Linked DNA regions of Homo sapiens: region 1 is linked to region 2. Evidence: chromatin loops called from intact Hi-C (ENCODE). Cell type or tissue: dorsolateral prefrontal cortex. All regions are shown on one strand. Links, peaks and the distances in the headings refer to the core of each region. The heading gives the core; the rest is flanking DNA. Region 1 overlaps CAPN14 (calpain 14). Region 2 overlaps LOC124905982 (a long non-coding RNA gene).

Region 1 (16,476 bases), core at 5,662-13,661, 310 kb after region 2:
TTTGCATGACACTCACTCCTTATCAGATCACTGCACTAATTCTAACTCCCTGGCTATGTGGGACTCCTTGACTACACTGTGAACCACAGAGAGCCAGGACGGGGTCTATTCATCCCTGAATGCCAGTCTTGCACAGTTCCTGGCATAGAGTAGGTGCTCAATAAATACTCATTGACTAAATGTGTGAATGAACAATATGCAGATCCCTCCTTCCATAAAACTCCCTGTGCTCAAGTGAGATCAGGCCACAACGTGACTGACACTTACAATTCTGCTGTGCAGAAAAAGCATTACTCCTTATTTTTCTCAACAACTGGTCTGATCTCCCTCCAAGCCTCCCCTCCTCTTCTCAATCCTGCCCTCCATCTGTTAGATAGTGTGGGGGAAAAGACAGTATTTAGTGAATCCAATTCAAATTTTAGTTTATCTATTAGCAGCCTCTTTACATAACTTCACACTCTTTGGTTTACTCAGTCTTTTAGATTTCTGACCCTTTCTCACCCAGGTGGAAGCCAGGAAAATGAAGGGGGCTTTTCAGCTTGTGATGCAGCATCCCCCAAAGCCCCTGCCCAATAAAAACTTTGAATTCTTCCATCTTTGAATGAAAGCTGTTTGGAGACAAGAACTGTGTCCTATCAGGTACTATGGATAGTAGAGAAAGTATGGAATGAATCTCCCATGTTTCCTATGTTATCAACATTATTATTAATTATGAGTAACAGACCACATCCCAAGAGAGTCAGCACCCTGGGACTAACTAGTAAAAAAGATAAAAATGGCTGGCGAAACAATTTTTCTTAATGTCGTTCCCCTTACCTGTAAAACAGGAGAGTAAATGCTGCCCTGTCCTACTGGGAAATATTCTTACTGGGTTCAGTTTACAAAATCACTGTGGAAAAAAAACATGTTGGGGAGGGAAGATTTAAAAATACAGAAAAGTAAGCACAACAACCCAGCCCCCTACCCCACTGCACCCCAATATGATTTATCCTCCCAACATTGTCATTTTACTATAGATCAAGATCCATCAGAGTCATATCCCAATGATTCCCCCCAGATTTCTAGAACTTTCATGTCTTCTGATAGTGCCTCCATCTCCAACACTGACTCTCAATCTTCCCAATTTTGCTACCTTAAGCAATATACTTTAATTTTCCCTGCCTCAGCTCCCCTACCTATGTCACTATTGTTAGCAGATAACTAAGTGAACCTGCCATGGCACAGGTCAGAGGGTAGTTGTTCAATGCACGTCAGTTACTTCCAGGTTGGGAAGCCTACCTCCTCTGCACTCAGGTCATGTTCCATGAATTCCTTCCTCCAGCCTCTGCTCTGGGCCTGGAAGTCCTTGCCATCTGAGACTTCTCCAGGAATCCTTCCCCTCTTCATAAGCCCAGGGCAAGTTTCTCTCCATAAGCCGTGTCAGTATTAATTCTTCAGCTCACACTAATATCTTCTTTGCTAAATGCTTACTGCATCCATTCTAAGCAGAACCACACATTTCAGGGCTTAATTCTCTTCCATTAGTTCCACATGCCTTGTTTCCTCAACTCGCTATAAAACTTGTGACGACTATGTCCTGGACATCTTAGTGCAGAGAAGCCTGAGGGAGCCTAATCCCCACTCGTTGACTGGCGGTACTGTGGATCCTTCTGTCCTGGGACCCACAAACTCAAACAACAGGCTCACAACATCAGAGTCCATCAGCCCTCAATCACATGGGCTCCAGCAGCAGTTGGAGGCCTCTCTCGAATGGAGAAGGTGGTGAGAAAGCTGATTTGCCCGTAAGTAAATAGCTGTTGTAATTATGGAAGATTATTCTCAACAGACCAGCAGACGGAAACCAATTTGCATAACAGACGCTGTTATTCATGGAAATGTTTGTGATTTGTCTACCAAAGCAGATGAAGACCCTAAATTAATGTGTGTATGCCAGCGCCAGTAAACCAAACACTCGCTTCTTTATCCTCTTCTCTACAACATACACACATTGCCCTCAGGTTGAATTCAGCACCTTCAGATCCACTTTCAGGGTTGGGGGAACCCCTGAAGAAAGCCCAAGTTCCAGGGAGCAGGGCAGGAGGAAGCACGCAGACTTGTACAAACTGCTAGGCATTTTCCATTGTGCTGGAAGCTCAAGGTTGCCACTGCCTTTCTGATGGAAATCTTTTAAGAGTCTGGTGAGTCCTGCAAACCTAAGACACATCTTAGAGCAGGATGGAACAAACCAGAAGTGACAGAAGTTGTCTGGTAAGTTCTGAAACACTAGTTTTCACATACATCAGAATCACTGAAAAAGCTTTCGGTGAAAACATGGATGTTCATATCTTGGCCCCAGAATTTCAGATTCAGTGCTGAATTAAGGTGCTTCCCTCCATTCCCAGGGGACAAGCTGTTCTAAAATGCAACCAACACAAAGTTATCTGTAAACCTGAGAAATATGACATGACGCAAAAGTGCAATGTGTTCAAATGAAAACAGTGATCTATGGATCCTGGAAGCTGATTGGACACAAAAAGGTGTCCAGGCATCTTACAACATGTAAATTTACCCAAATGCATGGAGTCAACTCTTTTAAACCAAGTACTCAATTAAGTTAAGAGCCTGGTTTTTAAGCAAACTGGCTCCTTCATAGACCACTTTCCTTAGGAATGGGCTTTAGTAGTGAGAGCTCTTATAAACAATTAAGAGACCAAGCTACAGTGAACAAATAGATAATCTCCAAATGAAACTTCTTAAATATAGGGTTTTAAGGGGGAGTTCACACTTGAATGGAAAGACCTAGGGTTATCTTTAAGGCTTTGTTTCTTCTAAAGATTAGCTCTTAAATGCCTATTAACAACATTTAATTGTTTGCTTACTTTAAAAAAAAAGTCTTTGTAAGGAGATGGAGGGAAAGGTTTCAGTTTCAAAATCCCAAACTCTTAAACTCAAAGGATGGCTCTGCTTAAGCCCCATATACACTTTCTATTGTTTCTGGCTTAAAGAATATTTAATGTAAGCCCCCATGGGCTCCTGGCAACATTAAGGGCAGCAGCTATTAGTTAAATAAACCAACACATGTGGTGCTTTAAGGGCAGGGCAGTCTTCTGGAAGCGCTTTGATCAGGCCTAATGGGAATCCACACTCCTGATAGGGATTAACTGTCTAAAAGGAAATCTTCGCAGGAGTAAATTCTGCTGTGGGAGTGACTGGGAGTGAGCCACCTGGAAGCAGCCATTCGAGAAATGCAATCAACATAAAATGATGTGTAAACCCGGACACAGTGGACTGCCATGAAAGGGCGATGTGTTAAAATGAAGAAGGTGATGTCATGACAAGCACAAGCAGATGGATGAAAGGAGCTGACAGCTGGTCACTATGGAGTCTTCGAAAGCAGAGCCCATTGTGCTTGTGGAGGGCTGGCCAGGGGAGGAAGGCTGTGTACATCTGGCAGCACAGATATTTCATCACTGTTCTGCAGGGGATCAGGCTTGTCTCACTCCTGGGTCCTTAACTCTGTTTAGCCATCTAACAATGTGTTTGCTTTTCCAGGTACCCAGGAATGGCCCTTCTTGGAGGGCAGACATAAATATCTGGTCATTTTAAAGGGGCATCCTTCATTGACGATTGATTGATACATTACAAGGACATGAACAGGACCAGTGGGGACCCAGTTTTCCAGAGGCTGGTCACTTCTGGGTGCCCTGCTCTGGACATCTGTGAACACCTGCGCCTTGAGCTGTGAAGTCCCCATCACAATATGGCCCCTCAGAGGCTCAATCAGATACTAGACTTCTTCTCTTCCCCACCTCCCCACTGTTTCTTAATAAGGGTGGGGTTATTTCTATACTCCCAATATGCTTTGTCTAAAAAAGCATCTGAGTGCATTTAACCTATTTTGTAGAAAGTTGCAAAGGCAAGAGGAGAGATGCTGAGCACATCCAAGAAATGACTGGAAATTGGCTACTGAGACCATTTGGCTGGGCAGGATGAGGATACAAATGTGAGATGGAGGGAAAACATTTCAAATATGAAACATGAGTGCAGTAAGCATCTGAGAATCCTGTTCTATGGCTGAGCTTTCTCCCCTGTATTATGAAGGTGGAGAGACTTAACTGATTTAGGAATAACTGGCCATGCCTAATTCCGTCTTCCTATCTCCTAGGAGGCAGCAGCCACAGAGAGCCCCTATTCTGCTCTGCCTCTCTGGGGGAATGCTCCTCCCTCTGCCCCAGGACCTCTTTCCAGGCTGGGCTGCATGGCTGATGGGGTTTGGAATTATCAAGCCCACATGCCCACTTGGTTAACAGACCTAATGCAATATCACTAACTTGGTTCTATCAGTAATAAAAATAGTATTTGAACTTTAGTTTTATTTCTCAACTTATTAAGTGTTCTTTACCACCACACACTCACAGGAAGAGATATGTGATTTATTGAGGACCCCAACAGGTTTTGTGGAAAAATCACACGGTTCGAAGCTAGGAGTCCCATGTTTGAGTTCTGACTCCATCACTTCCCAGTCTAGGAGCTTGGGCAAGTCATTTAGCTTAGCAGTTCTCCACAGGTGGTTTTTGGACCTGATATTCCAGGATCCTTTTGGGGGCCTGTGAGGTCAAAACCATTTTAGTAATAGTACTAAGCTGTTATTTTCCATTCTTGTTTGTTGGCATTTATGCTGAAGGTGTGCAAATCGAGGCAGTGGAACCACACCATACTAGTCATTGTGTTCTCTACCACCACTCACTTGCAGCAAAAAAAAAAAAAAAAAAGCCAATTTCATTTCAGAATGTCTTCAATGATGCAGTAAAAATGATTACTTTTATTAAATCTCAACCCCTGAATACATGTCTTTTCAATATTTTGTTGTGAGGAAATTACACATAAAGTGAGCAATTTTGTAACAGAGTGCCTCTGTTGAGAACCCTCCCAGGAACAGCTATCCTCAGCACCTAGGGGACAGATTTCCAGCAAGTTCTGCAGCATAGCACCACAGTGGCTTCCCTGCCATTCCATGAGCCACACCCCTGCCATCTGCAGTCAAGTCTGGATCAGCTCTAAGTAAAGGGCAGAGACCTCTTTCCTGGTCACTCTATCTCAGCTGTAGGGTAGTGGATGCCCCATATCTGCTATTGTATTGTTTAGTATCCCCCTTACATTTTACTATCTAATCCCTCAATTACTCCAATGCTCCGTGTAATTTTAAAGTCTTTATATTAAACTTCCTTGTTCAACTTCCTGTGTGGTTTCTCTCTTCTGACTGGACCAGGTTGGTAAGATGGTTTCCTCTACAAGGAGATCTACCATCTACCAATAAGATGGTTTCCTCTACAAGGAGCCTCCAGGCCGTCCCTGCCCTGTGTCCAGCAGTGCCCTGAATGTTCATTAAGATTCTGTGGTAGCAAAAAAGAGATTTTTAAAGCCCCTGACCAAGGGCCTGTTCTTGCATAGTGTGAACCTGGGTGGAGAACACCTTGTCTCATACACCGAAGACCCCATTTGCTTCTTGGGATGTATCTCTTGTGCCCATTTCTTCTCACAAGATGAATGGGGAAAAAAATGCCTTCCCAGCTGCGTGGGATAAAACCAAAGCTGAATAGTAGCTCTGAAATTGGCTAAGCTTCTTCTTTCTTCCCCTACTGCTCTCAGGTCCTTCCTGAGGTTGAATGGCTGGAGTGAGATAACTTGGCCGGCCTCGACACTGCAAGCTGCCCCTCTCCCCACCACACTCTCAACCTGGGCTTCATCTGGGTCTCTGATGGCATGAGGTGGGATGGTGCAGCCATGAGGATGGGGATTGATGGCAGACTTCATTGGAAAGAAACCTCCCAGGGCCTTCTGGGGTTCTAAGAAACCAGAGAAAGCCCAGGAAGAGTAGGTCATGAGGACCTGTCACTGCAACTAGAGTAGGTCACTTATTAATACATTCTCTGAACTTCTTCCCATTTCTACTTGGGCCAACATTTCTTTTGCTAAACTACCAGCTCGATTTCTCCAAAATGCCCTATGTCCTGTTACAACTACTTGTCTTACAACCACTTATTACTCTCCTGATGAGTTCTGGTGTAATGCTCTGTCCCTTTCCCATGCTGCTCCTCCTCTCTAGAGCATCCTCCTTTCCCTGGGTACGGCTAAGCTTTCAGGTCCAGCACCACATCCTCTGGGAACTCTTCCAGGACTCTGAGGTTGATCTGAGCACCCCAGGTGTATTCCTCACACCATGAACTGAGCAACCAGACTGCCGTCTCATTAAAGACAGGAACTGAATTTTCATCTCTATGCTAGGATCTAGCTCAGTGCCTCTGTGCCTATATTTTTTAAAGAAAAAAGTACACAAATAAAAAAATAAAGGACTACTTGTCTTATCTGTGCTTGAAGTTGTTCAATGCATGTCTGCTGTTACTGAAGGCTGGCTAAATGTCATTAATACTAATGAAGAAACCAAGGCACAAAATGTTTAGGCGACCTGCTTAAGTCACACAGCCAATAAGTGACTGAGGCTGGACTCTAACAGGTGGCTTCTCATGGATGACATTTGGAGGAGCTACAGGAGGGTGATGTTCTTGGAACATAGGTCAGGCTGGCCAGGAGGGCATGAGGGTCTGCCAGGTGGTTGCTAAAATTACTTCACTTTCTGTCCTTTTAGGACTAGGGAGGGAAATCCAGGGTCACTGGGAAGCTGTCCTTGGCATGTGGTCGTAGGCATTGCTCAGCGTTCTCTCTCAGGGATGGTCCACTGTGATGAGGGCTGGTGGGAAGGGGGACTAATAGGCCTTATCAGAGGAACCAGCAGGGACTCCCTCCCCCTGCACCCTCACACACCTATAGACACAACACTCACATCTCAGAAGCCAAGCCAGACAATTGGAAGTAAACAGCTCTACTGCCCTGAGCTCCAGCTCCCAGGTTCTGGCCCCAAGTGTCATGGGGGGAAGTGACCTTGCAATAATGGTATCCTCCATGTCTACTACCAACTAGCTGTTCTGGTGACCAAACAGATGGGCTCAGAGACCAAAGGGGCTGAGATCACATAGGTGATAGGTCAATTTAAAACATACAGCAAGAAGCAAGGGGAGAGGGACAGGGTGGGACAACACACTTAGAACATTGTAAGAGAGGACAGAAGGAAAACATATGTCACCCTGAGTCATGCCATGCTTACATGTCCTGAACTCCACCAGCACTTCCTGCTCATGGTGTGATTACAAATACCAGAGCTGAGGTCTGAGCAAGGGGCACAAAAGACAGATGGTGCCTGGGGCCCAATCCCATCAGAGAGACATGGGACAAGTACGACTGGCCACAGATGTAGCTTATCAATTTATCTGCTGAAAGCCATGGGTGTTTATCTGTATTTCTAGGGGCTCATGGCATTGCCAATGGGTGGCTCACTGAATATTGAGTGCCTCATGGGTCTCGCGTGTGGTTGATGTAACCTGAACACTTGGTGCTTCATGTACCTCATGTATATTTAGTGTGTGTCATGAATATTCAGTGCCCACTCAGCTCCTTCATCCCTTCCTATCTGTGCATACACACATACACATCACGTCCTTTATCTATGCCTAACATGGCTCACAAGCCATTTGCTTCTACTATTAGTTTCAATTATCCTCCTGATTTGTTTTTTTTTTTTTTATTTACTAGATCAGAATCCAACATTCCAAGCCCAGCCAGTGCACATTACACCAGGTCTGTTTACTAGAATAGTAACCCCCAATTCTGAACTCCACTTTGCAGTCTGCAAAGGTCTTTCACATTCACAATCTTATTTCATCTTTGCCACCGTCCCACGAGGCAGGAGTTAACATCCCAATTCAGAAGATGAGCACACTAAGGCTCAGAGGTTAAATGACTTTCCACAGGCCACAAGCACACATCCATTTGGTGGCAGAGAGGACGTGCATCCCAGTCCTCTCGCCCCTGGTCAAGTGTATTTCCAGTTTTACCAGCCCACCCCTGGGTTATTTTCACTCCCTTAAGGACCCCCAACTCTTCTGACTCCTGAGCCTTGTACAGTCTGATCTGAAGAAGCTATCACTTCTGGTACCCTGGGTATAAGACACACACACACACACACACACACACACACACACAGGCTCACACACACACACACATACATCCCAGAGAAAGGAGCTGCAGCAATAAGCAGGCCTGAGCAGCAATCTCACAGGGCCTATTCCAGTCAATGCCTGCAGACCTCACTGCATGGTCTTTATTCCACAATGGGAGTCCACAGGAGGCTTCCTTGCAGCTCAGTCCCTCCAGAAGCTTATCTGCTTAGGCAGAAGGGCAGCAGTTTGAGCAGAAGAGCATCTGCACCCTGAGAACACCATAGTCCTCTCAGCATTAAACCCCATGCTAAGGGCACTCTAACAATCTCTGAGTCCTCCCTTGTCAAGGAAGCCAAGGACCAGGGAAAGAATGTTCTGTATGAGTCAACCAGCAAAGCTGCAACCAAGGAACCCAAAGCCACTTGAAAGAGGAGTAAGCGTTTGTGCACCAGGCAGCCTTCCGCAGGGCCTGACGTGGGCCCACTTCTCCAACGGTGTGTGATACTAAGGGTGAAGGAGTGGAGGGGGCTGGCCTGGGGTCCCGCAGCCTGGGCCACCAGGGCTGCTTGTGTGTGTGCTGCTGCTGCTGCTGGCTGCACAGCTTCTGCAGAGCTGCCTCTTGCTGTTGCTGCCAATGACCCAAGGGGTCTCGATAGCTGGATGACAGGAACATCACACTTGGTGAGGCTCCCCCTCAGGTGAGACTTCATGTGAGGCTAGTGGAAGTCAAACTAAAAACAAGGATCACTTTAATTATTTCATCTGGCCAAGAGATCCCTTCTGGGAAATGATTCCTTTGTCCAAAAGTCCTCAAATAGATGTTTCCAAGCAGAGCTGAAGCTCGGATTTCAGGCACCAGAGGATGGTAGCGCCCGGTTTTCTCTGGTTCAGAAACCACTTGGCTTCTCCCCTATTGAAGAAAGGTCCTCCCAGACCATTGGAGAGTGGAGGTGGGACTCTCCTGTGCAGTTAACATGGCTGTGAAGGGTAACAGTGAACCACACATTGAAGCCCGGCATGATGCCAATCAGCTTATGTGTGTGGTGGCACGAGATCCTCACAGGGGCCTCTGGACCACAGAGTCAAACAGTGGCGACTCGCCAAAGGTAACTGACACAGCTGGACTTAGGCGGGCACCTTTGTAAAGGCCAGCCTGTGCTCTTGGCAAATTTGCTATCTCCAGGCAGATGCAGATTTAGAAGTTATACAGTCCAACCCCCTCTAATAGCACACAATTGCTTTTTAAAATAGATGAATTCAGAAGTTAGGGAACTTGTTGAAGCCTCCATGGATGGCTTTTAAGAACCAAAAATACCCAGACCCCTCGTCAAGGTGAGGCCTGCCCTTTCCAACACCCCACCCTACCTGTCTTGAGCTATGCGGCTTCTGGCATAATTTTCTTCTGCAAGTGGGAGAAACCATGCAAGCCCAGGCTTAAAATGGAAGATAAAGACAGGAGCCAGCATGGGGCTTAAATACCAGGCCTCTCCCGAGCCTGGGTCTGGCCCAGGACCACCCACCTCCCACCACTCACTCTGTGATTTGCGACCTGAAAGCAAAAGGTTCAGGAACTTGACCCAATGGTTGATCCTCCCAGGAGAAGGAATTCTGAATGGGTAAAAGAAAGTGATGCCCTAGTATCTTGAATTTCGGGATATGAAGAACGTGTTCAGAGGGCATCTGTGATGGTTTGAACTGCCTCTTCAGTCAGGACCTGCCATTTGGCATCAGAATGACTCTAAACTTTAGGCCACCAGAGAGGGACCCTTTAGTGAGAAGTCACATGTCTCTTTAGGCAAACCTTATATATTGATATTTTCAGTTAGCAACTTGAGTAGAGACTGACTTTTTAAATGACAGGATTCACCTGAATTACTTTAAAGTCATTCATTCATTAAATTGGTAAATATTAAACATGAGCTATGTGCTAAACCAGGTGCTGTGATGCCAGGATGTATGGGCTGGGTGCCGCTATATCCCTCAAGGAGATGCACTTCAGCTGAGCACTTAAGTAAATGAAAGAAATTTCAGAAACAAATGCAATATATAAAATAGAGTACAGTACATAAATTAAACACTAGTCAGAAAAAAGAGACAAGGAGAGACAAGTGAATCCATGTGAGGCTGAAGCTGGCCTTTTGGGCTGAGTCTGGCTGGCAAGGTATTCCATTAGCCAGGGTTTCCCAGAAGAGCTTGTGCTGAAACTGTCATCTGTGGTCCTGTAGCTGGAAGATGTCCTGGTGTGGGGATCGTGCACCACCTAGCGTTGACATAAGCCACTGCACATACCACAAAAGTGGGAAGGAAGGTGCCCTCCCCACAAAGAAGTCTGTGGAGTTCACCGTTTTTAAGTGCACTGCCAAATGCCATAAATGCTCACATATGTTACTTCATCTAGCCTGCATTAGAGCCCTATGAGGTCGATATTGTCATCACCATGTGACTGATGAAGCTGTAGAGATTCAAAAAGGTTAAGCTATTTGATCAAGGTCCCCTGAACTAAGGGCCAATGTAGGGAATTGAACCTCCCTCCCCCTGTACTCTGTTAACTTCCTAGCCTTTCTGGTGTAGAGGAAAGGATTGGGCATCTCATGACCAGGCTTAGACTTCTTGGATGATGGCTCAGCCTCTCAAGAAAGGACCCAGACTCCATGGCAGATCCTGCAGGGATCAGCCCTTGCCTGCCCCAGCAGCCTTGGTTTTCTTGCAACAGAGATAAGTTCTGGCTTCTCTGAATCTCTTGCTGTGTTCCAAGCACTCCATTTCATCCCTTGCTTTAGTGTCTTCTTTTTTTTTTTTTTTTCCATGTAGAGTGCCCTCTGTCTGGGACACCACTGTCCCTTTATTTTCCTACCTAGTGCCTCTTTCCCTTAAGATGGTTAAAGGGAAACCTGCCAGGAAGCCTCCCCTGGCCCTCTCAGGTTGTGCTAGATGCCTCTCCCGTGTTTCCACAGTACTGTGTGCATTCCCAGGTCACACTGCACCACAGACCACCTGTCAGTCATCTCTCACCCCCTCCAGGAGACTGTGAGCTCTGTGTCCCCAGTGCCTAGCAGATGCCTGACCCATTGCAGGAGCTTGATAAATGTCTTCAGGCGAATGAATGTTTGAATGGCTGGATAGATGGGCAGAAGGATGAGGTGAAAGCTTGCTGCCCAACTGGCCTCAGCATTCCAGGGTCTCATCAAGTGCCCTATGCTGGCCAGTCAAGTTCACCAGCAGAGCCAGCCAGGATAGAACCCCAGGGGGACAGGATTCACTTAAATTACTTACAAGTCTAGTGGAGAAAGGTTGCGCTCTAGACTGCATTCTTACCCTGCCTTCTCACTGTTAGTGTCAGTTCACTTCTAGGTCACAACCTAATTCCCAGCAGAGTTTCTGGAACAACTGCAGGTCAGTACTCAGTCTCTCGGGGTTGCTTGGTCTATGGTCCCGAAAACCCCTAGCTGGCAACCTGGAGCTCTGTTGAATAAACGGGCTGCTTCTGAGGTGAGAGGGAAGCAGAGGACAGAGCTTTAATAACGAGATGGCCACTTTCTCAGAGATCCCTGCCCCTGAGTCCCTGCATTGGAGACTGGAGTGGCCCTCCTGGTGCCCCACTTCAAGGAAGTAGTTTGATACATTCAGAAAGAGGATGTGGAAGAAGATGAGGAAAAGAGAAATAGAGCATAAAACCATGGGTGTTTCACTATGTCCTCTAAAAACCAAAATAAAAATAAGTAATAGTAGCTGTAGAAATTACTTGTTCTACCTCAGGGGAAAAATTGGAGCTTCATTCATTGGGTGCCTACAGCCTGCTGGCATTATCTAATCTTCACAATGACCCAGGAATGGAGGCATTTGGGCTCCATTTTACAAATGAATAAACTGAGGTCCAATGTCACACAGCTAGAGTGCATCTTCTCACCTCTCTTCTCTTTCATTTCTGTTGGATTTGGTAGCCTCTCTGTCCTCAGGACACTGGAGAAAAGATGGTAACCCAGGACCTGAGACCAGTGACCCCAAAGGACCATCTTTGCAGAGATCCTGAGAGCTTGATACACAGCCTGCTTCTCCATGATGCCCGCTTTTACCTACTCATCACCCACAACACTCATTTCCTCCTTTCCTTCATTATAAATCTAAATACATATACTTCATTGGGGAAACATCAGGTTCAAAATCCTGGAAGCCAAAATCATTTCTCTAACTCAATACAGCAATGGCAGGAAAACAGTGCTATTTACAGTCAGCCAGGAAGTGCCTTGCTCCAGGCCACATCTGCAATCTAGAAGGTTCTCTTTGGATAACTGAAGTTTTATACAAAACATGAAAGAAGAAACAAGACCAGGGATAAATAAATGGTAGGTATTTTCATCTCCTCTTGTTCAGGTAGAGTCCTGTTTTCCTGAGATTGTGACAGCCTGGAACAGGCCTCACTTTGATATGCTTTCCCTGCGTGGGCTGGACTTGACAACCCAACCTCTGGATTCCTTGACCTCACCCTCCTTGGCACTGGCAGGTGATTTCTCACTCCTCCTTGGCTGCACTTTCCACTTTTTCTTATTCATGGCAGACTTTCTGCTTTCGATATTCCAGAACTGCTGATGGTCAACTCTCAGCCCTTCAGCTGACTTCACCCTGGTGCTTGCCCAGTTTCTCCTGCCCCAGATCTCTATTTTCCCGCCCCTGCTTCCCCTGGAGTGACAGAAGATGGGGAAGCGTGGTGGGAGTGGGGAGATTGCTCTGCCCCCTGGTCTTCAGTACTCAGCTTTGGGGGTATAGGAGAGAATCTGGAGGAAGGGTGTCAGCAAAGACAGGTCATCTTTGAGTTGCCACAGTGCAGATACCTAGACTCAGGAGAGTGAGGCTAGCACCTGAGTGATGTAGGACCACTCAAACCACCCACTGAGAAGTCACCAGAGGGGCTCTCAGGCTTAATCAATGTGGAGATAGATCTATCTGCACCAACACAGCCAGCACACTATAGTCTAAATGTCATGAGTAGGATCATGGTGTCACCCTCCCATCACCCAAAAATATCTCCAAAACTGCCTTCAGGGGCCAAGGCAAAATTGGTTTATTAAAACAGCTATTTGCAATGGCAGATTTTAAAGACAAAGACACAAATAAGTCAATGGATATAAAAAACTGTAAAAGGCTGTAAATACATGATCATCATTTATAAAATCAACAACATCTCATGTATCTGGCACTTTATGGAAACCCATTTTACATTTTATCATTTGGAATAAATGAAGGGTTTTTTTTCCTAAATAAAATACTTTCCTACCCCATAAGCTACGCTTTCAAAGTGCTCCTTTCTTCTGGTACAGTACCCATCTGACAGGTGCTCAAATCTCCTTTAGTCCTCTGCCAATGGACACACTTTTATCTCTTCATTCAGCTTCCTTCCTGAGTCTGCTATGGAGTTGGAAATCAAACAGCCATGTTTGTTAGAATTGTTTGTAAATTAAGATTAAATAGAATACAGGTTGACTATCTCTTAACTAAAATGCTTGGGACCAGAAGTGTTTCAGATTTCAGGATATCTGCATTATAGACTTGTCAGTTGAACACCTCAAACCCAAAAATTCAAAATCCAAAATGCCCCTATTTCCTTTGAGTTTCATGTCTACTCTCAGAAATTTTAGATTTTGGAGTATTTCAGATTTGGGGTTTTCAGATTTGGGATGCTCAACCTGTAGTAATAAATGGCTCTGAGGTGCTAACTTATGAATAAATTGCATAGACTTTGGAAAAAGGCCATTGTTCTGGTTTTGCACCTGTATTCTTGGTTGAGAGGGATGACATAAACAAGGTGTTTCATGGTAGTTCAAAAAATCAGATATACCAACCACCCACTGATTGACTCTATAATTTAGCATGGGTTTGTTTTTGTCCTTTGAAGTAGATAGACAGAGAATTTCTGGACAGATTTGAAATGGATCTGATAGTCTATATATCAAGCAAATAGACACACCTGTCACAAGCAGGAAGCCCTTTGAGAACTCAGGTGTTTTAAATCTACTAGGTTGCCCCAGATCCAATCATACGGAGATATTGTCAGAAGAAGACTACCCCATGACCTCAGATGCCAGAGCCAGCCCACCCCACCTGGACTCTGCCAATTCTCTTACTGTCTGTGTTTCTGAAAGCCCACTATATCCCTGACCCCATCCCCAAACAGCTGAAACTTAGCCTATGTCTCTATCAATTTGCAGATGCTGGGACTAAATGTCTAAGGATATATCATTCCCATTTCAGACCTTAAAACCTAGATGATTACCCCACCATGTGAGAACATGTGGCATGTCTAAAGTCACTTGAGTTTGCAGCCACAGAGGCAGTGTTGTATGGAGGCTAACCACACCAGCTCTGGAGTCAGAATGCTTAGGCCATGTCAGGTAACATCTCCGCTTGTGACAAGGTTGTGGCCTCAGGGAAGGATGGCTAGCTTTTACAAATCTGATGTAATCTTTACTTCCTCCCTTCCCTTTCTGCATGCTGGCCATGCACGGGGAGGGCTGCAGAAGAGAAACCTTCCCAGCTGAGAAGGTGACGGCTAGTGAGGCTGTCCTGAAGATCAGTAAGTAGGGTGGGCATGGGTTGGTCTCAGCCAAAGGCTGCTCTTGGGCCACATGCAGAGTCTTCAGTGAGGGCAGGTGAGACTCAGCCTTCTCAGGAGTACAGTGCCATCATCATCCACTGGACATGTTGGGAAAGCAAATGATGGTCAGTTCAGACCCACGTCTCATCTGGGCCTCCCCATCCCACACTCCTGGGGAGCCATGGAGACAGAACATTAATGGATGGTTTAGCCAGAGGGAGCATATCATCCATTAGGAAGTATAAATCAACTTGAAATATAATCAACCTTGACTTCTCACGGTGCCTATGAATGATGACAGTCAAATACAGGCTGATTCTGTATTCAGTTCTCAATGAATTTTTTTCCCATGAATTCAATTTGGCATGCTTGTGCCAGCTCTGTGCAGGTGTGCAAACTGGCAGGGTAGCAGAAATCCATTAAAGCATATTCTACACGTTTACATTTATGGGGCCCTTGGTCTGACAGCTTTATGTGGGTTTGATGAACAACCCCTCTAACTCATATAGAGGGGACCTCTGGGGAAACCACTCCCCAGGCCAATCCCTCAGAATGATAAAGCTGAGAATAGTGAAGTTACCAATGGTGTCAGAGAAAGCCTCAGCGTGAAATCCAACAAGGTGGCTGCCATTCCCTGCAGACCTTGGGTGGTCCTGATCCTCACTGAGCCACAGATGGTCAGAGCTGGAGGCAATCTCAGAGACCATCTAGTTCCACTCATTTCACCTGTGGGGCAGCTGAGGCCCAGAGATTTAATGTAATTTGCCTAAGGCCCCACAGCTAATTACAAGAAGTGTTGTGGCTTCAACCCAGTTCTCAGACCCCAGTGCAGTTCTCTTCCTGTGATAGCTCTTTGCCCACTGGACCCTGCTCAGTTTTGGGCTGTCCTATTTCAGGTGCCACATTTGTGTTGTCCTATTCTCCTAGACCTGAGCCAGCCACTGTGGAAGGATTGCCTGGGATCAGGAGCGATGCCCCAGTACTCAAGTGTGGGGCTAAGCAGTCCAGGGATAGGCCCTGAAAATTCTGGCCATTGGCCCTCCAGTAGAATCCCACTTCACATCAAATCTTGGAGGGATTGAGGGGTGACACAGGCTGCAGGTCCCTACAGCTTGGAAAGCAATTCCATAAAATGGACATTTGAGATCAAGAAAAACATTCCAGCTTTGACTGAATCATTTCTAAGTGGCCATAGCAGAGGAAGGGTTGCAGAATAAAAGAGCAGAGGATTGAACTCCAGAGTCCAATGTCCTTGCAATGAACATTACCTAGCGCTACACCTGGCACCTAAGCAGCTGCTCAATAAATCAGTGCATTTTGAAGGATCAGGGAAGATAATCAGTTTCATACATAAATTTGTATTCTCCTAGGCATATCACTTCATTCATTCAACACATCCTGCTGTGTCTGCAAAGTGATATTAAAGAGGAGGAAATGGGCTTGGCCATTTGACTTGCTTTGGACAACAGAATGACTTGCAGGCGTGCCAGATTGGAGCCTTGGTTTCAGAGGCCTACTGTGTTTAAGCTTGCTTGCTTGTGTTTCTCCCATTTCCCTGGGAAGAACAAACCTAGGCAGAGTTTCCTCAGTTCAGGTACCCAGCAAAACCCTCAGCCAACCCACAGATACATGAGCAAGCCAGCTGAGATCCACTGACTCCCAGCCATGTGACTCGGAAGCTAAATAAGTGCTTGTCATACATATGCTGCTGAAGTTTTGTAAATTTGTCACATGGCATTATTGCAATCAGAGTTATTGGATACACCTTTCATATGTGCCTGGCACAAAGTGGGTGCTCAGAAAATATTTGATGGGTGAATGAATGAATGAATGAATGAGTGCAATGAATGTAGT
Region 2 (16,476 bases), core at 6,521-14,520:
AATCAATAGAAAAAGAGGGAATCCTCCCTAACTCATTTTATGAGGCCAGCATCATCCTGATACCAAAGCCAGGCAGAGACACAACAAAAAAAGAGAATTTTAGACCAATATCCCTGATGAACATCGATGCAAAAATCCTCAATAAAATACTGGCAAACCGAATCCAGCAGCACATCAAAAAGCTTATCCACCACGATCAAATGAGCTTCATCCCTGGGATGCAAGCCTGGTTCAACGTATGCAAATCAATAAATGTAATCCAGCATATAAACAGAACCAAAGACAAAAACCACATGATTATCTCAATAGATGCAGAAAAGGCCTTTGACAAAATTCAACAGCCCTTCATGCTAAAAACTCTCAATAAATTAGGTATTGATGGGACGTATCTGAAAATAATAAGAGCTATCTATGACAAACCCACAGCCAATATCATACTGAATGGGCAAAAACTGGAAGCATTCCCTTTGAAAACTGGCACAACACAGGGATGCCCTCTCTCACCACTCCTATTCAACATAGTGTTGGAAGTTCTGGCCAGGGCAATCAGGCAGGAGAAAGAAATAAAGGGTATTCAGTTAGGAAAAGAGGAAGTCAAATTGCCCCTGTTTGCAGATGACATGATTGTATATCTAGAAAACCCCATTGTCTCAGCCCAAAATCTCCTTCAGCTGATAAGCAACTTCAGCAATACAAAATCAATGTGCAAAAATCACAAGCATTCTTATACACCAATAACAGACAAACAGAGAGCCAAATCATGAGTGAACTCCCATTTACAATTTCTTCAAAGAGAATAAAATAACTAGGAATCCAACTTACAAGGGATGTGAAGGACCTCTTCAAGGAGAACTACAAACCACTGCTCAATGAAATAAAAGAGGACACAAACAAATGGAAGAACATTCCATGCTCATGGATAGGAAGAATCAATATCGTGAAAGTGGCCATACTGCCCAAGGTAATTTATAGATTCAATGCCATCCCCATCAAGCTACAAATGACTTTCTTCAAATAATTGGAAAAAACTACTTTAAAGTTCATATGGAACCAAAAAAAAGCTTGCATTGCCAAGTCTATCCTAAGCCAAAAGAACAAAGCTGGAGGCATCACACTACCTGACTTCAAACTATACTACAAGGCTACAGTAACCAAAACAGCATGGTACTGGTACCAAAACAGAGATATAGATAAATGGAACAGAACAGAGCCCTCAGAAATAATACCACACATCTGCAACTATCTGATCTTTGACAAACCTGACAAGAACAAGAAATGGGGAAAGGATTCCCTATTTAATAAATGGTGCTGGCAAAACTGGCTAGCCATATGTAGAAAGCTGAAACTGGATCCCTTCCTTACACCTTATACAAAAATTAATTCAAGATGGATTAAAGACTTAAATGTTAGACCTAAAACCATAAAAACCCTAGAAGAAAACCTAGGCAATACCATTCAGGACATAGGCATGGGCAAGGACTTCATGTCTAAAACACCAAAAGCAATGGCAACAAAAGCCAAAATTGACAAATGGGATCTAATTAAACTAAAGAGCTTCTGCACAGCAAAAGAAACTACCATCAGAGTGAACAGGCAACCTACAGAATGGGAGAAAATTTTTGCAATCTACTCATCTGACAAAGGGCTAATATCCAGAATCTACAAAGAACTTAAAAAAATTTACAAGAAAAAAACAAACAACCCCATCAACAAGTGGGTGAAGGATATGAACAGACACTTCTCAAAAGAAGACATTTATGCAGCCAACAGACACATGAAAAAATGATCATCATCACTGGCAATCAGAGAAATGCAAATCAAAACCACAATGAGATACCATCTCACACCTGTTAGAATGGCGATCATTAAAAAGTCAGGAAACAACAGGTGCTGGAGAGGATGTGGAGAAATAGGAACACTTTTACACTGTTGGTGGGACTGTAAACTAGTTCAACCATTGTGGAAGACAGTGTGGCGATTCCTCAGGGATGTGGAACTAGAAATACCATTTGACCCCGCAATTCCATTACTGGGTATATACCTAAAGGAATATAAATCATGCTGCTACAAAGACACATGCACACGTATGTTTACTGTGGCACTACTCACAATAGCAAAGACTTGCAACCAACCCAAATGTCCAACAATGATAGACTGGATTAAGAAAATGTGGCACATATACGCCATGGAATACTATGCAGCCATAAAAAATGAGTTCATGTTCTTTGTAGGGACATGGATGAAGCTGGAAACCATCATTCTCAGCAAACTATCGCAAGGACAAAAAAACCAAACACCGCATGTTCTCACTCATAGGTGGGAATTGAACAATGAGAACACTTGGACACAGGAAGGGGAACATCACACACTGGGGCTTGTTGTGGGGTGGGGGGAATGGGGAGGGATAGCATTAGGAGATACACCTAATGTAAATGACGAGTTAACGGGTGCGGCACACCAACATGGCACATGTATACATATGTAACAAACCTGCACGTTGTGCACATATACCCTAGAACTTAAAGTATAGTTTAAAATATATATATATATATATAAAAGATAATCAATGAACAAACATTGGACTTAATCTGCACTACACACAAAATGGACCTAACAGATATTTACAGAACAATTCATCCAATGACTGCAGAATACATTCTTCTCCTCAGCACATGAATCATTCTCAAGGACAGACCATACATTAGGTTACAAAACAAGTCTCAAACTATTTTTAAAAATTGAAATCAGACCAAATATCTTATCTGAACATAATAGAATAAAACTAGAAATCAGTAACAAGAGGAACTTTGGAAACTATAAAAACACATGGTAATTAAACAATATGCTTGCTCCTGAATGACAAGTGAGTCAATGAAGAAATTAATAAGGAAATTTAAAAATTTCTTGAAACAAATGAAAATGGAAACACAATATACCAAAACCTATGGGATACAGCAAAAGCAGTACTAAGTGGAAAGTTTATAGCAATAAGTACCTATATCAGAAGAGGAGAAAAACTTCAAATAAATAACCTAATTGTGCATCTTGAGGAAGTAGAAAAGCAAGAGCAAACCAAACCCAAAATTAGTAGAAGAAATAATAAAGATCAGAGCAAAAATAAATGAAATTGAAATAAAAAGTACAAAAGATCAACTAAATGAAAAGTTAGTTTTTTTAAAAGATAAAATTGACAAACCTTTAGCCAGGCTGAGAATAAAGAGAGTATACCCAAGTAAATAAATTCAAAGATGAAAAAGGAGACAATACAACATTACAACTGATACCACAGAAAATCAAAGGATTATTAGAGACTACTATGAGTAACTATATGCCAATAAATCATTAAATCTAGAAGAAATGGATAAATTCCTAAACACATGCAACCTACCAAGATTAAACGATGAAGAAATTCAAAACCTAAATAGACCAACAACAGGTAACAGATCAAAGCCACAATAAAAAGTCTCCCAGCAAAGAAAAGCCCCAGACTCAATGGCTTCCCTGCTGAATTTTACCAAACCACTTAAGGAAGAACTAAACCAATTCTACTCAAATTATTCTGAATAATAGATGGGGAAGGAACGCTTCAAAACTCATTCTATGAGGTCAGTATTACCCTGATACTAAAACCAGACAAAGACACATCAAAAAAAGAAAACTACAGACCAATATCCCTGATGAACACTGATGCAAAAATTCTCAACAAAATGCTAGCAAACCGAATTCAACAACATATTAAAAAGGTCATTTGTCATGATCAAGTGGGATTTATCCCAGAGATGCAAGGATGGCTCAACATATGCAAATCAATCACTGTGATATATTGTATCAACAGATTGAAGAGCAAAAACCATATGACCATTTCAACTGATGCTGAAAAAGCATGTAATAAAATTCAGCATCCTCTCATGATAAAAATCCTCAAAAAACTGGGTATAGTAGGAACATACCTCAACACAATAAAAGCCAGAAAAAAGACTCACTTAAAGTGAATGAGTCTGTTCAGATTTACCTGTTTCTAAAACGAAGACCTGCAGCTAGTATCATACTGAATGAAGAAAAACCTTTCCTCTAATATCTGGAACAAGACAAGGATGCCCATTTTCACCACTGTTTATTTAACATAGTGCTGGACGTCCTAGCTAGAGAAAAAAAATAAAGAGCATCCAAATTGGAAAGTAAAAAGCCAAATTATCCTTGTTGGCAGATAGTATGATCTTACATCTAGAAAAAACTAAAAATTCTACTATAAATCATTAGAACTGATAAACAAATTTGGTAAAGTTACAGGATACAAAATCAACATATAAAAACCAGCAGCATTTCTACATGCCAACAGTGAAGAATCTGAAAAAGAAATCAAGAAAGTAATCCCATTTACAATAGCTATGAACAAAATAAAATACCTAGGAATAAACTTAATCAAAGAAGTGAAAGATGTCTACAATGAAAACCATAAAACACTGATGCAAGGAATTGTAGAAGACACAAAAGAATGAAAAGATATTCCATGTTCATGGATGAGAAGAAATAATATTCTTTAAGTGTTCGCACTACCCAAAGCAATCTACAGATTCAAAGCAATGCCTATCCAAATATTAATGACATTCTTTACAAAAATAGAAAAAATAATCCTAAAATATATATGGAAATACAAAAGACCCAGAATTGCCAAAGCCATCCTGAGCAAAAATAACAAAACTGGAGGAGTCACATTACTTGACTTCAAATGATACTACAGAGCCACTGTAACCAAAACCCAGCATGGTACTAGCATAAAAACAGACACAGAGACCAATGAAACATAACAGAGAACCCAGAAATAAATCCATACATCTACAGTGAATTAATTTTTTACAAACATACCGAGAATCTACACTGGGGAAAGCACAGTCTCGTCAGTAAATAATGCCGGGAAAACCGGATATCCATATGCAGAAGAATGAAACTAGACTACCTCTCATCATATACAAAAATCAAATCAAAATGGATTAAATACTTAAATCTGCAATCTCAAACTATAAAATTACTAAAAGAAAACATTGGGTAAGCTCTCCAGGACATTGGTATGGGTATAGATTTCTTGAGTAATACCCCATAAGCACAGGCAAGCAAAGCAAAAATGGACAAAGGAGATCACATTAAGTTAAAAAGCTTCTGCACAGCAAAGGAAGAAAACAACAAAATGAAGAGACAACCCACAGAATGGGACAAAATATTTGCAAACTATCCATCTGACAAAAGATTAATAACCAAAATATGTATTTTGGTTGGAACTCAATTCAACAGGAAAAAAATCTCATAATCTGATTAAGACACGGGTAAAATATCTGAATAGACATTTCTTCCTTTCTTTCTTTTTTTGAGATGAAGTCCTGCTCTGTCACCCAGGCTGGAGTGCCGTGGCGCAATCTCGGCTCACTGCAGCCTCTGCCTCCTGAGTTCAAGCGATTCTCCTGCCTCAGTCTCCTGAGTAGCTGGGAAGCTGGGATTACAGGCACCTGCCACCACACTCAGCTAATTTTTGTATTTTTAGTAGAGATGGGGTTTCACCATGTTGGCCAGGCTGGTCTTGAACTCCTGACTTCAGGTGATCCACCCACCTCAGCCTCCCAAATTGCTGGGATTACAGCTGTGAGCCACTGTGCCTGATGACATTTCTTAAAGGAAGACATATAGATGGCAAACAGACATATGAAAAGGTGCCCAACATCATTGATCATCAGAGAAATGCAAATCAAAACTACAATGAGATACCATCTCCCTCCAGTTGAAATGGCTTTTGTCCAAAAGACAGGTAATAATGAATCTGGGAAGGATATGGAAAAAAGGAGACCCTCATACACTGTTGGTCAGAAGGTAAATTAGTACAGCCACTATGGAGAACAGTATGGAGGTTCCTCAAAGAACTAAACATAGAATTACCATATGATTCAGCAATCCCACTGCTAAGTATATACCCCAAAGAAAGGAAATCAGTATATTGAAGAGACATCTGCACTCCCATATTTATCACAGTGTCAGGATTTGGAAGCAACCTAAGTGTCCATATCAATAGATGAATGAAGAAAATGTGGTACATATGCACAACGGAGTACTATTCAGCCATAAAAAAGAATGATATTCTGTCATTTGCAACAACATGGATGGGACTGGAGGACATTATGTTATGTGAAATAAGCCAGATATAGGAAGACAAACTTCACATGTTCTCACTTATTTGTGGGAGCTAAAAATTAAAACAAATGAACTCAAGGAGCTAGAGAGTAGAGTGCTGGTTATCAGAGGCTGGGAAGGGAAGTTGGGGGGGAATGGGGGTGGTTAATGGGTACAAAACTATAGTTATATAGAATGAATAAGATCTAGTATTTGATAGCACAACAAGGTGATTACAGGCAACAATTTATTGTGTCTTTAAAAATAACTAAAGGAGTATAATTTAATGTTTATAAGCAAAGACATGATAAATGCTTGAGGTGATGGATACCCCATTTATCCTGATGTGATTCTTACACATTGCATGCCTGTATCAAAAGAGCTCATGTACCCCATAGATATATACACCTACTATATACCAACAAAAAATTTTTAAAAAGAAAAGAAAAACCGACATTAAAAGACTCACTTAAAGTGAATGGGTCTGTTCAGACCTACCTGTTTCTAAAAGGAAGTGACCCTGTGTCGCCCTCTAAACTTTTTTTTTTTTTGAGAGAGTGTCTCATTTTGTCACCCAGGCTGGAGTGCACTGGTGCGATCTCAGCTCACTGCAATCTGCATCTCCTGGGTTCAAGATATTCTCATGCCTCAGCCTCCCAAGTAGCTGGGATTACAGGTGCACACCACCATACCCAACTAATTTTTGTACTTTAGTAGAGATGGGGTTTCACTATGTTGGCCAGGCTGGTCTTGAACTCCTGACCTTCAGTGATCCACCCGCTTCAGCCTACCAAAGTGCTGGGATTACAGACGTGAGCCACCGCACCTGGCCTCCCTCTTTTTTTTTTTTTTTGAGACGGAGTCTTGCTCTGTCGCCCAGGCTGGAGTGCAGTGGTGTGATCTCGGCTCACTGCAAGCTCTGCCTCCCAGGTTCACACCATTCTCCTGCCTCAGCCTCCCAAGTAGCTGGGACTACAGGCGCCCGCCACCACGCCTGGCTAATTTTTTTTTTTTTTGTATTTTTAGTAGAGACGGGGTTTCACCGTGTTAGCCAGGATGGTCTCCATCTCCTGACCTCGTGATCCGCCCCTCTCGGCCTCCCAAAGTGCTGGGATTACAGGCATGAGCCACCGCACCTGGCCTCCCTCTGAACTTCTAAAGCACACTACTTTGGGACCCATCATGTTTCACATTTAACTTGGGCACAAACCAACAGTAGAAAGAAGTCTCAACTTTCCCCACAGATTTCCAAGGGGGCTCTGTGAACTAGGCTGCCCCAGGTCTTGGCAGCCAGGCCAGCCGCACGACGCTTTCCCGACTCAGACTGACAGAACAAACACGTGAACAGACACACAAAGCAAGTGCCTCTTTAAAGCATTTTAGAGAAGCGAGTGTAATCATACAGGAAAGAATAGGGGTCCACCAGGTGAGGAAAAGGAAGAGAAGAGAACGCTAAACAGAATAAGGAGTATGAGTATGAACAAAAATTCAAAATGCTCCAGGAAGAGATAAACGTTTCTGATTTTGAAACAGAGAACGTTGCAGGGGCAGACGGCAGTGGTAACACTGAAATAAATGTAGGTCAACCCAGATTGTAAAGGATCTTATGTGAGTCTGGGCTTCAGTAAGGGAAATTAAAAGGTAAGTGGATTTTTAAGGTGAGTTGTTGCAAGAACAGAAAATTTATTTTTGATCATTCCATCATAACTTCCCCATGGTTTTCCTACCTAGCAGCATTTGAAGAACGCCTGTGCGTGGAATCAGCCAGAGAGACAGCAAGAGAACCCCATCTCTGACAATGGCCTGGATCACCTATCTCTTCAAAGCAGAGTGGAACCAGGCCAGGAGGGAGGTGTCCCAGGGTGAGCATGCACAGGAGGGAGTCTGCAGAGCCAAATGCTGTGAAGCTCCTGCCTTTTGGGCCCAGAGACTTCTGAGACTCGTGCTCTCCCTCTGTGCTTTCAACTTATAAAACCTGCTGTTTTGATCTGAAAGAAAAAAAAAAGGGATTCAGCTGCTAGGTTAATGCTGTTGGCTAAGTATTTCAGAGACACTTCATGACTTACACATGAGCAGAGAATGGGCCCGGGAAGCAGCAGCTGTGGGAATCAAGGCTGTCCACTGAACCTGTATGAAGCACAATGTTCTTATCTATAAGACGGGAGAAGTAAGCCCTGTCCCACATTGCTTCCCAAGGAGGGGACAAAGGAGGCTGTTCAAGGCAAGTCTCTTCACCAGACATCTGTTGTCACATTCATGATGCTGAACAAAACCCTCAAAACCACAGTGGCATCCAAGAGGACTCACTGAATTAGCTCATGAGACTGGGCTTCAGCTGATCTGAGCTTGGCTGCTCCTAACTCTACTTGCACATGTGATTGTGCTCAGCTGCAGGTCAACTAATTGTGTCTGCTGATACGGGCTGGGCTCGCGTGCATGCCTGGAAGTGAGCTACCTATCTATTGCTGACCTAGGATGGCCATTGGCTGGAACAATGGGATGCCTTGGTTCTATTCCATGGGCATGTTTTCTAATGGCGAAATATAGGGCAAGGATGAGTGGAAACACACAAGTGCTTTTTTAGCCTCTGCAATGGCACATCTCCTAACATCCCATTGGCTAAAACAAATCACATGGTTAAGCCCAGCAACAGAGTGAGATCGTGTGACAAAGTTACAGTGGCATAAGGTGAGGATCAGAGAGTGGTGAAGAATTGGGCCATTTCTGCCATCTACCACAGCCTCTATAAACTGTAAACTATGCAAATAAATGTAAGGCAATATTACTATCCAAAGGCAATTTAATCAATGTATGCTTGTTGAATTGATTTACGTGGGCATTGGCCTGTCTCAGACCTGATTACTTTCACAAGTGTTTTCCAATTACCCCATAGTTTTTCATAGCTAGAATAAAACTCCATTTAAAAACTATCTGTAAATTTTTCTTGGACAGCTGAGCTCTCTGCTTTCTCTCCGTCTGATATTATAGTGCAGGGGTGGGAAGTGGGGGATATTCATGGTGATTTTCTGTTTCTATTTAGCTTAAGTCATCAGCGATAACTTTAACTTGGCAGTTTCATCAGGGCTCTTTCTAAATGTGCTGACATTTCAATTAAATGTCAGTGGCATCATTCTGTTTACCAGCTGGAAGATTTGTAATGGGGAATATTGGTAGTGCCAGAGACTAGAGATTTCCATTTGGTAAAATGCCAGCCAATGTTTTTTGTCTCTACTACCCCCTGAGGATCCTTCACACGTGGGTTTTGACAGGCGGATTGGCCCTTCAAGATGTCCCTCATGCTGTAGGTCAGGAATTTTCAAATTGTTCCCTGAAACCCTAATGCGGGTGCTTTTGATGTTAGGTTTTTTTTTTAATTTATTTTTTTGCTTGGAGCTTGGAATGAAACCTCTTCTGCTTTCCAAGTTTAATTAAAGAATAGTCTGAGCTTGCAAGGCAGGCAATTAAAAAGTTATTAATTACAACTACATATATATAGTAGGCTTTTAATTGAAGCAGCAAAAGAAAATCATTATTCAGTTCATAGACTATGGGACTAGGCTGCCTAGGTTTGAAGCCCAGCTCTAGCTTGCTCTGTGACTTTGGGCCACGTATCTAGCTATTTGGGCCTCCCTTTACTCACCTGGGAATAATAGTGTCTCAGAGAGTTATGAATTAAATGAGTTGACATGTTTGAAGCACTCAGAGCAGTGTTGAAATATGATTGTCCATTATTCATGTAATGCAACCAAAATAAAATACAGATAGAAGTCAGATGCTGAAGTGTATGCCAAAAAAATGCAACTGTCATCCACGATCCCTGACTTAATGTTTTCTGTTAAAACAACCTCATTGTCACTGATTGACTTTGTAAAAATTTCTAGTCATTAGAAATTACTTTTTAAATGCATAAAAAGTAATTACCATTTACCTGTTTGATATGTATCAAGTTCCAGATGAGATTTCATTTGAGAGAAAAACATTCTGCTGCTTAAAAAGTTTGAGAGCCACTGTTCTTAGCCATTTTACAGGATTCTAAGTGAAGGGCTTAAGAAAGCAAACTCAGATACTCAGATACTTATCCAGCTTCTATGTGGCCCTGGAGGACAAATTCCCAGGTTGAGTGTTTCAACACAGAGCTGAAGTCTTTCCCCAGTGGTTTCCACCAGCACGTCCAGTTCAACTAAATATTGTAAGAGCATTTGGTGGTAGCAACATCCTGTGGAAATAGTAATTGTCTTGTTTGTTTACCAGAGCTGAAAATGGTCCTTTAAATGGTTGCTAAAGCATGAGAAACCCCAGAGGTGCATGTGGATGTTACCATCATTGCTATTAGGCCTAATTCTAATATTTTGGTTCAGCAGAAGCCATGAATATGGCAGGACTCCAGGGGGAGCCCATGGCAGTAGGTTTCTGCCTCTTCACTCCTGCCACCGTGTGGACAGATTGCTGCAAATCAATAAATAGATATATTTTTAAATTTTATTTATTTATTTATTTATTTTTAGGCAGAGTCTTGTTCTGTTGCCCAGGCTGGAATGCAGTGGTGCAATCAAGGCTCACTGCAGCCTCAACCTCCTGAACCCAAGCAATTCTTCCACCTCAGCCTCCTGAGTAGCTGGGACTGCAGGTGTATGCCACCACACCTGGGTAGTTTTTTTTTTAATTTTTATTTTTGTAGAGACAACTTTTTGCTGTATTGCCCAGGCTGGTCTTGAGTTCCCAGCCTCAAATTATCCTCATGCCTTGGCCTCCCAAAGCGCTGGGCTTACGGGTGTGAGGCACCACATCTGGCCAGCAAATCAGTTTGATTCAAGTTAAGGAAGAAGCTGGTGGATCTGCAAGCTCAAACAGGGCAGTGATTCACCCACTTTTCTGCCAGGGCACTGGAGTGAAGCTGCCCTCATTCTCTCTATGCTTGCAAAAAAGCCCCTAATGCTACTGCCCCTTCATCAAAAGATCATTAGGAGAAACCCAGTAGTGGGGATGCCACCAGCTACCATTATGTTCAGCACAGCTCCCTACACTGAACAGGATCTGCCCCACTTCACAGGTGGGCACATTGAAGTCCCAGTGGCCCAGCTGGGCTTTGAATTAATGGTTTCTGATTCCAGGCCCATTATGTTTTGCACTCTGTCAGCTGCTATCAGGGACGGCTTCAAGGAAGAGCTGTCAAGAACTGGAAACTTTATAAATTAATGTGAAGCTTGATTAATCTACATTATTATTATTTTTGCCCAGGGGGCCTTGGAGAAATAGACTCTATTTTCCTTTAGCTATTCCTACTGTGGGGAGTCAAACATTCCCATGCCATGGGTTCTTACCCCATTTTAGCAGCTTTATATAATACTAACTTAAAGAATAGAACTGCTTTATTCTTAACACTTCCATTGTGGTTGGCCACATAGCTTGGTTTTACTTTTCACTGTAAGGTATGTTGGTGCAATAAACATCTTTGTGTTTAATGCTGAAATACCGTTGTTGGCATACAGGAACATAATTTATTTGTATATATTTTTAAATCACAGCCCTCCTAAAAAAAGCTAAATTCTAAAAACATAGAATACAAACAGTGGGCTTGCTGAGACTCCTCCCCAGGGAGGAGGATTGGTTCAGAGAAGGTCAATACCAAATCATGCAGGGGCTTGAATGACAAGTGCAGGCCTTTTGATTTTTTTGTTTTGTTTTGTTTTCTGGGGAGTAAGGTGTTGCTAAAGAGGAAAGGAAGGTGATGTACAAGCCAAGTGTGGGACTGTAAATCTGAGGTCAAAAGATAGAATTTAATGGCTCAAAGGCCGGGAGCAGTGACCCATGCCTGTAATCCCAGCACTTTGGGAGGCCAAGGTGGGCAGATCACCTGAGGTCAGGAGTTCGAGACCAGCCTGGCTAACATGGTGAAACCCCATTTCTACTAAAAATACAAAAAATTAGCCAGGCGTGGTGGCACACGCCTGTAATCTCAGCTACTCAGGAGGCTGAGGAGGAGAATCGCTTGAACCTGGGAGGTGGAGGTTGCAGCAGTGAGCTGAGATTGTGCCATTGCACTCCAGCCTGGGCAACAAGAGAGAAACTCCATCTCAAAAAAAAAAGTAGAATTTAATGGAGCAGAAATATGAGGCAGGGACAGAAGTCAAGCCTGGCTGCTGTAGCGATTACAGCTCTGTAGGTCTCTGTTTCCTTGTCTGTGAAATAACTAGTAAGCTTAGAGAACAGAAGAGTCTTCTCAGCTTCACAGCCAGATAGACCTCCATATAAATTCTAGTTCAGCTACTTTTCCATCTGTATGATGGGGAGAATTTTACCCACTCCATAGGATCATGGTAATAACTACAATTATGATTATAAAGAACATGCTCCAGTTGTTGGCACATGTTTAAATAAGCAGTAAGTGTTTCATCCCCATCAATTTTATGGCCTGGAAATTGCCTAAGCTCTCTTCCAACTCAGATGTGCCATGGTTCTATTATGTGATGAGAAAACAATTTAGAAGAATGAAGGACTATAAATTAAATTACTAGTTAATAGATTAATGGTTTAGTCTATTTAAAAAAATCATCTCCTGGCAAGAACCCAAAGGAAAATAATAGTTATTAAAGATCCAAACATTTCACTGAGAAAAAATGATGTTGACTAGAGAGATTTTCTTCAGAATGTGTTTAATTCACAACTAGATGCTATCCAAGACTTCTGGGTCAGTTTCTCTCAGCTCCCAGGAGAGGAATGGAATGACATGAGAAATATACCTTGAAATTCTTGGATGATAAAAAAGGATTAAAAATCAATAGTGTTTCTGCTTCAGCTCTTTCAATTTTGTTTTCCTCCCACTTCTGTAGAATTTCACTGAAGAATAAGTGGTGTATTTGAGGGAACCTGGTGTGTTTTACCAAGGGATATAGGAAAGTGTCCCCAGGTGCCATTGCTGAGTGCAAACTTCAGTGCATCAGTGCGTGGCAGAGGTTGCAGTGCTGAGCCTTGGGGAAGGGAAAACACCAGAGCTGTGCTGTCCAATATGGTGGAAATGCAACTCCTTGGTCACACTAGCCATGGTCCAAGTGCTTGTTAGCCATATGCGGCTAGTGGCTACTGTATTGGACTGTGCAGGCATGCAACGTTTCCGTCTTCACAGACAGCTTTGCTGGACAGTGCTGGCCTACAGACTAATTTGCTAATTCAGAATCTGAGTCTCCAAATTTTAGAGAGCACAAAGGGCTCTTTGAAATTGTCTAGTCTTGCCCCCAAACCTGGGATCTGCAGTCTTGCCCTTCTGCACACTGGGATGCAGAAGAACTAAGCTCCAGTCCCACCTCTGCTGTAACTCCTAAATACCTTTTTCTGTCCAGTAAGGATCACAAGCTTTGGTTTACTCACCTATAAAAATGGGTTAAATCATTCGTTTGGTCTGTCTTCTAATTATTTTGTGAATACTAAGTTTAGATTGTGCTGTACATTGTGAACAACAAAGACAGGTTCTGCCACATTTCTAGCAGCATCCCTCAGAGTTGATAGAAACACACCAATGTGCACAGTGCTGCCAGCAAGAACCACCCACATAATATACATTCAGTGCTTTCCACTGGGCCCGGCAAAGAGAAGGTACTTAATGTGCTAACTGGGCTGTCAGAAGCCACTGGGGATAAAAAGCTCCTTTCAGAGAACTCCTTTCAAGTGCTTCCTTCACACTTTGCTGGTCTTTTATACATTTTTACAAGCTGAAAATGGCTTAGAGAATAAACAGAGCAGGGAGATAGAAGCTGTGTGTCCAGGCAATAAGCTGGAAGTACACTCAGTAGATGGGCCCAGGAGATGTGGCTCTAATCCCAGGCCACTCCCTACTCTCACTCTGGCCCAGTGAGGTTCCTGGCTCTGGGAACCAAAGGAGAGAAGCAGCCACGGAGTCTCGCAGTCTGCTCAGGTGAACCTGGAATGTCTATTCTGAAGGGAGAAGCTGGAGGAACTGCCTCCACATTTTATCTTAGCCCTGTAACATCTTAGCCATGCTAGCATCTCATATTTAGACCATGTAGGTGAGGCAGGGGATGGAGCAAGGGAAGTCCAGGAAGGATAGAAGACCCTCCCACAGCCAGAGACCCTGCTACTCAGGCCTCCTGCAGGAGTCAGCATGGTCCGTGGCTCATGAGGACTGTGTTTCATATGCTGGGGCCTGTTTGGCCCTTCTTGCCCATATCGGTGCTGGATGTGTCTCTGTCATGTGCATGCCCAAGGGAGGACACCTCAGTGCTGCAGCCCTGTGCTTCCGGAGCAGGGTTCCGGGCTACAGCAGATTGGATCTGAGTTCCTGTGTCAGCCCTGGCTTTCACTTAGCTGTGTGATCTTAGGCAAGATAACCAACTTTTCAGGTTCATGAAACCGTAAAATGACCATGGTCTCTATTTCTTGTGTGTGTGTGTGTTAATGAGAATCAAATTTTTAAAGCTAAAATGAAAGTGTTTGCACAAATGAAAACCTAGGCAAAAGCATTGATATTTTGAGACTAGAAGGGCTGCAGATAACTGGAAATGCCTAGGGTATTATATCCCATGTGAGAAATCTGCATTTTCAGGACCCTGGAGAAAAAGCAAAGGACTAGGACAGCGCTCTCAAAACTTCCTCTATTGTGAATCTAAAGCTTGCTTTAAACCTCAGCTTCCTCCCCAAGCCATCTGAAACCACAGAATCTCATGGACGGTTAGTTGGGTCCCAACCTTCACCTGCGACCAAATCCCCATGACAGCATCTCTGTGCACAGGTCATGTAGCCTGTGCTTGGACGCCACTGGTGACCGAACTCCTACTGCCTTCTAAATCTACCCATTCTACCTACTGCCTTCTAAATCTACCCATTCTATCTACTGCCTTCTAAATCTACCCATTCTATCTACTGCCTTCTAAATCTACCCATTCTATCTACTGCCTTCTAAATCTACCCATTCTATGCTTTGAGCAGTCCTAGCTGTTCGAGCAGCAGGATGAAAGGGATTCTTTTGAGACCTGTCTCTAATTTATTGTTATTGACTGCCTGGAAGACTAAGTTAAGGTGGATTCTGAGGCTGCATCCAGGGTCAGTGGTAGAGAGTGATTGATTAATGAGTATGTCTGCCATTAGTATCCTAGGGGACTGCTGTGGAACAGGCCCAGCATATCTGCCCTCTAGTGCTAGAGGCTCCTCTTCCTGTGAGTCAGTTCTGCTCCCACTTACTAGTTCTTTTTTTTCCCTATAGCAGCTACTGTTGGTGGTCTTGTCAAATATCAGTTCCCTTTTCTTCCTTCCCAGCAGAGCCCAATATTGCTCAGGTTACCACTGCCACTATTTCCCCATGAGATCTCATCAGAAGCTGACCTGCAGCAACTCCACGTTGGGTCACGATCAGTCTTCACCAACCATAGTTATCCCATCCTCCTAACCACAATGATTACCTCAGAAACGGGCACGTGACCCAGTTCCAGTCAGTCAGATGTGATCAGAGATGTTTGCCGAGAGCTTCAAAGATCTTTCCTCATTCTTTTGAGAGTCATGGAAAGACAATTCTTGCTTCCCTACTGGGAGTGAACAAGAGAATGTGTTACCCTTATGGCTGCTGGCAGTAGCCATAAGCATTCTAGAGTAACCAATTTAGGAAAAAGCCGGTACTATGCACAGTGGAGTAGAGGAACGAAAAGAACCTGAGACCTAGAGTATATCATTGAGTCCCTGAATCAACCATCTACATCTGGACCGCCAGTTATGCAAATTAGTAAATGTTCTAGTTGTTTAAACAAATTAGAGTAGGGTTTTCTGTTGTCTGCAGTAATTGACTCATTTCCCCTTGGGCCATAACAAGTCTAATTCATCTCGGAGTGTCTGTAGATGCCACCCTCTGCTGCCCTGTCTTATCTTCTCCAGGTTCAACTTCTTTGACTCCTTCAACTATTCCTTATATGAAATGCCTGGGAGTAATTCAGTATTTTGGAGGCTCTCTTCTGAGTATATGTAAACTTGTTTTAAGTCAGTTTACATAATACCTGATAACAGTTGCTGTTTTTCACATCTAGGCATCGGGCGAGGCCAGTAGGAAAGCAAGAACCACGTGTGTACCCTGCCATTCTGCGTCCTGACATTGCTGTAGGCACCTGGATGGTCGCATGGGGTTTCTCTTTCTTCAGCTTGGCTGAGGCAGCCTCAGCCTGGCTGCCTCTCTTTCCTGGCTTCTGGGTAAATAACTCATGTTCTCGTCACTGCGCATCACAGATAGAGAGTTTTCAGTGGGGTTCAATGTAATTGCTACTATCTATCACTTTAATAGCCTAATGAAGGTGAGATGTAATTAGAAAGGGTGTCAGTGGAATA

The links. A loop is a pair of places that touch in the nucleus more often than their neighbours do. Peaks named below come from ENCODE experiments on the same cell type or tissue, not always from the same donor. Only the 100,000 strongest peaks of a DNase experiment are listed, where the experiment ranks them.
Region 1: it touches region 2 in a loop (4-fold over the local background); 27 of 110 quality-filtered maps call a loop at or near these places.

What each region holds. Positions count from the first base shown.
Region 1 is chr2:31,159,988-31,176,463 of GRCh38, forward strand. It overlaps CAPN14 (calpain 14), which reads right to left. Exons shown (of 22, transcript NM_001145122.2): 22 at 13,069-14,720. The coding sequence ends at 14,694. It overlaps LOC107985861 (a long non-coding RNA gene), which reads right to left and starts at 2,374. Exons shown (of 5, transcript XR_001739384.1): 1 at 1,279-2,374. In dorsolateral prefrontal cortex, for the core only: CTCF peaks have their summits at 10,302 and 10,502; a DNase peak (open chromatin) is centred at 10,274.
Region 2 is chr2:30,851,690-30,868,165 of GRCh38, forward strand. LOC124905982 (a long non-coding RNA gene) reads right to left here. Exons shown (of 4, transcript XR_007086268.1): 2 at 15,567-15,689; 3 at 7,884-10,372. Among named protein-coding and RNA genes, the nearest start is that of CAPN13, 52 kb to the left of the region's middle. In dorsolateral prefrontal cortex, for the core only: CTCF peaks have their summits at 10,557 and 10,772; DNase peaks (open chromatin) are centred at 10,572 and 13,722; H3K27ac peaks cover 2,036 bases.